Linked DNA regions of Homo sapiens: region 1 is linked to region 2. The links are chromatin loops, found by intact Hi-C in ENCODE. Cell type or tissue: MCF 10A. All regions are shown on one strand.

Region 1 (2,500 bases), 1.1 Mb before region 2:
CCAAAAGCACAGGCACACAAAGCGAAAATGGACAAATGGGATTACGTCAAGTTAAAAAGCCTCTGCACTGCCAAGGGAACAATCAACAAAGACAACCTGCAGAATGGGAGAAAATATTTGTGAACTACCCATCTGACAAGGGATTAATAACCAGAATACATAAGGATCTCAAACAACTCTATGGGGAAAAAATCTAATAATTCCAATTAAAAAATGGGCAAAAGATCTGAATAGACAGTTCACAAAAGAAGACATAAATAGCAAACAAGTATGTGAAAAGGTGCTCAACCTCACTGATCATCAGAGAAATGCAAATCGAAACTACAATGAGATCTCATCTCACCCCAGTTAAAACGGCTTTTATCCAAAAGACAGGCAATAACAAATGCTGGCGAGGAAGTAGAGAAAAAAGAAACCTCATATACTGTTGGTGGAAATGTAAATTAATGCAACTATTATGGTGAACAGTTTGGAGGTTCCTCAAAAAAAAAAAAAAACACAAAAACTAAAAGTAGAGATACCATATGATCCAGCAATCCCACTGCTAGGTATATACTCAAAAAAAAAAAAACAAAAAAAAAAGGGAAATCAATATATCAAGGAGGTATCTGCACTCACATGTTTATTGCAGCACTATTCACAATAGCCAAGATTTGGAAGCAACCTAAGTATCCATCAACAGATGAATGGATAAAGAAAATGTGATACATATATACAATGGAGTACTATTCAGCCATAGAAAACAATGAGATCTTGTCATTTGCAACAACATGGATGGAACTGGAGGTCATTATGTTAAGGGAAAAAAGCCAGGCACAGAAAGACAAACTTTGAATGTTCTTACTTATTTCTAGGTGCTAAAAAGTAAAACAATTGAATTCATGGAGACAGAGAGTAGAAGGATGCTTACCAGAGGCTGGGAAGGGTAGTGAGGAAGTAGGGGGGATGGTTAATGGGCACAAACAATAATTAGAAAGAATAAATAAGACCTAGTATTTCATAACACAAACAGGGTGACTACAGTCAACAATAACTTATTGTACATTTTAAAATAACTAAAAGAATATTACTGGATTATAATGCAAAAAAAGGATAAATGCTTAAGGAGGTGATAGATATATTTACCCTGAGGTAATTACTACATGTCATATATCTGTATCAAAATATCTCACGTACCTCATAAATATATCCACCCCCTACGTACCCACAAAAGTTAAAAATAAACATAAAATAAAATAATAAAAAACAGGTATTAGCTGCTGTGACACCAACCACCAGCAGGTGGCGGCCAAAGGCTCTGCCTGACTGCTCTGACGTTCCTGACGTTGTAGGAGCAAATACCTCAGCCTCAGCACCTCAGCTGTGATTTTTGTCACATAAAAAAGAACTGCAGCATGCAGAAAACGAATTTTAAGAATGATAAATAAATATCAGGAAAATACCGAAATTAACAACTCTGGCAAAGGTAAGGTGCTAAGGAATTGGCACTTTAGACTTTAAAGAGAAGCCAAACAATTTTAATGATCTACTTGGAAAACAAACAACACTCCTACACCCTACTTTGAGTCCATTAGTAATGAATTCCCATTTTTCCAGCTGCTGTTTACTTACCACGTTGATTTTACAGGGCTTAAAAACTACATAAACAGAGAAGGATCATCCACTATCTGCGTATCCTCATAGCTTTCTGTTTCTGACACTAGTCTGATGATCAGGGGGCATCAGTCCTCCCTTTATGTCTGGAATCTGGTCCAGATGTTTTGCTCTTACCAAAATACTTCCAATGCCGTATTTACTGACCGCAAGAATAGAACAACATAAAAATACAATGGAAAACAGGAACCCATTTGTTCAGATTAGGTGTTAGCTGTAGATAAAATCAAGGAAAGAGTAAAAAGGTTTTCATCAATGAAAGTTATACCTCTTATTATTATTGTTGTTGTCATGCATTTCAATTTGTTAGCTATTTGTAGAGCTATAAAAGAAAAAACATTTTCTATGCTCTGCTTGCTACAGTACATGTTATACCTGCTAGGAAAAACCACAATGATAAATGACTACCATTTGCTTTTTAAAAAATGTTACTCACAAAGACCAGGGACTGAATCTGCTGAAAGTACTTCAAGCCTTTCATACCCAGTGCTATCAAATGTTTCTCTTCACTCTAAATGTTCAGAAAAACACAATTATCCTATCTTCTGCCCAACCTATACTATCTATTGGTCAAATATATTTATGGGGGAAACAGCTATTGCAAACAGAGACTAAAAATGTTCTCCTTGACCTTGGGCACATATTTACTATATCCATGAGGTCTATGAGGTGCAGAAACTAGGAGTATTGCTAAACCGCCTGTCCATCACACAGAAATCACAGCGACCAGCACAAAACCTTCTGGAGAGAGTAGGTGGTGGCTCTCTGCACCATACATACCTCATTGCTTTCTTTTTTCTTTCTTTTTCTTTTTTGAAATGAAGTCTCACTCTTGTTGCCCAGGCTG
Region 2 (2,500 bases):
AAGACTGTTCTTTCTCAATTTTCCCCCCCAGACACACCATCCTGAGAAGCCACTTTTTCCTACCACAGGAAGCCCAAGAGAACACTATAGCTAGCAGTCTGACAGCCAAACTGAACCCTGGCCTTTTGTATCCTGCCAGGTTTGAAAAGCTGGACATCACCCCTAAAAGTGCCCAGAAGATCAAGCCGGTGCTTGAGCGGTGGATGGCTGAGGCTGAGGCCCGCCATCGAGCAGGTATGCAGAACCTGACCGAGTTTATCGGGAGTGAACCATCCAAAAAGCGCAAGCGGCGCACCTCCTTCACACCCCAGGCCCTTGAGATCCTCAATGCCCACTTTGAGAAGAACACACACCCTTCTGGGCAGGAAATGACCGAAATTGCTGAGAAGCTGAACTATGACCGAGAAGTAGTTAGAGTTTGGTTCTGCAATAAGAGGCAAGCCCTGAAGAACACAATTAAACGCTTAAAACAGCACGAGCCGGCCACGGCAGTCCCTTTGGAGCCCTTAACAGACTCTCTGGAAGAAAACTCCTAAAGAGATGCCCACCCATAATCAGAAGCAAAATTCACAGAAACTAAACTCCACCCTTGGGACTCCACAACAACAACAACAACAAAATTTAATTTAATTTAAAAATAGCCCCAGTCGTCATCACCCTTGTAAGTAAATGACTAAGAAAACTACCAAGTGGACAGAATGGTTTCTACATGTCCGTTGGTTTTCCAAAAAGGAAAGAAGAAAATTTTTAGAAAATTTTTAAACAAGGAATACACCACACTGAAGGTGTGTGTGGTAGGATAGTTCCCTTCCCCCACCTGTCTCCCCCAAAGCCAGTTTTTTAATGGACTTAAAGCAAACCAAATAACCACGTACTTTTTTCTGTATATTATGAAAATGTGAACACATTTTAAGGAAAAAGAAAAAAAAAAACTAAACCAAAAACCAACAACGAAGGAACAAAAACTTTGATCTGTTCAAAGCGAATACAAGCCTGCCACCTGGAGGAAGGACTGCACCCCTTCAGGTACTAAGTGCTGATTCACTATGAAACCTATTAACCAAAGTCAGAAACATGGCATTGCAACGCGATCGTTCGTCTACGCTTCTCCGCACGTAAAGTTGTGTTACGAATTTTTACATTTGTACTAACAGAACAATAGGAAGCCTGATTTCTCCCATCTTTCCCATCTACTGTCTCCACCCATGGGGTGGGTACCATTGTTGAAGCCATTCTGTGAGGCTCACTATTGGGTTTTTTTGTGGGGGTGGTAGGGAGGGTGGTCTTTTTTCTTTGTCTTTCTTTTTGACGGGAGGGCATCCTGGATCGTGTGCCAAAGCATTTGTTGCTTTTTTCTCACTATGACTTGTGGGTTTGAGAAAAGAAAATGGAGCTCGCATTTCTCTCTTTTCCTCCATTTCTCCATCTCCCTCGCGCGTGGCTCCTGGGGTCTGCTGGAAGGCCACAGAAGTGGGGAGAAGCAGTGTCTTTTCCACTCAGATCCTAGTGAAATGCAGGAGAGACTCCAAAATAACTAGGGCTTTGCTCGATGAACTGTCAACACTGGCATAAGCTGTAATTGTGCTCACTGTCCACACCAGAGCTTGGGATTTTTCTCAGTCTGTTGGCCACGTACATGGAGAGCTGACCAAAACTAATTTTGTAATATAAACATAAGCTGCACATTTGGTTCAATACTTACATCTATGTTATGCTTCTGTGCAAAGCAATTTCTCTCAGAAGTCTGATAGCCAAAGAAATGTCTCAAGATTTCAGTCAAATACACACATGACATGCACACACCCATAAACACACACACAAAGAAACAGGCTAAAAAGAAAGTGATAGCAACTGGATCATTAAAGGCCATCGTGTATCCTGTTAATCTCATCTTTTCTGCTACTTCTTTCATTCCAATAGCGATGGCAGACTTTTTTCAGGGGGAATAATTACTCTTCGGGATATATAAATGGAGCAGAAAGGTGGCGGGCAAATTTAAACAACTGGAATTGGGGGCCAGGTTCTTCAGGGGAAAGGAAGTTTGAAGAAGCTTTCACCAAAAGAAAAAAATATAGAAGGGGCTTATCTAACAATCAGAATAGCCTGCAATATGAGAACTAGAGGATTATTTCCTTTAAAAAAAATAACTTAAAAGATCTGTGGGCCACAATAACCTAATAAGCAAGGACATGTTGGGATGTGAGGACGGCTGTGCAGGTGAGCACTTGGCAGCTGCCACTGGTGTTTTCACCCAGGTACAGGCAGACGGTGTTCCATTAAAGGAGCAGGCAAAAGAGAGCTGTCAATTTGCTTGCTGTTGAAATGTACATATTTATGCATAATTTATAATCATGCTAATGTATTATCTAGAAGTAAGTTGTGAAAGAAAAAAGAGAAACCCAATCTCAAGTTGCCCAACTGATTAGAAATGCCATCTCCTTCCCCTAATACACTCCCTCTCCCTGGGGAGTTTGAGTTTCTTCTGTTGGCTCCTTTGCTG

The links. Peaks named below come from ENCODE experiments on the same cell type or tissue, not always from the same donor. Only the 100,000 strongest peaks of a DNase experiment are listed, where the experiment ranks them.
Region 1: it touches region 2 in a loop (7-fold over the local background); 12 of 110 quality-filtered maps call a loop at or near these places.

The regions. Positions count from the first base shown.
Region 1 is chr7:38,397,625-38,400,124 of GRCh38, forward strand. The region is part of intron 17 of AMPH (amphiphysin); the gene reads right to left. Among named protein-coding and RNA genes, the nearest start is that of TRG-AS1, 57 kb to the left of the region's middle. In MCF 10A, a CTCF peak has its summit at 1,276 (motif pointing right); no DNase peak of the experiment used is centred here.
Region 2 is chr7:39,464,151-39,466,650 of GRCh38, forward strand. POU6F2 (POU class 6 homeobox 2) reads left to right here. Exons shown (of 10, transcript NM_001370959.1): 10 at 32-2,500. The coding sequence ends at 536. All of the region lies in intron 2 of LOC105375238 (a long non-coding RNA gene), which reads right to left. Among named protein-coding and RNA genes, the nearest start is that of POU6F2-AS1, 59 kb to the left of the region's middle. RefSeq lists an enhancer at 852-1,353. In MCF 10A, a CTCF peak has its summit at 1,003 (motif pointing left); a DNase peak (open chromatin) is centred at 1,021.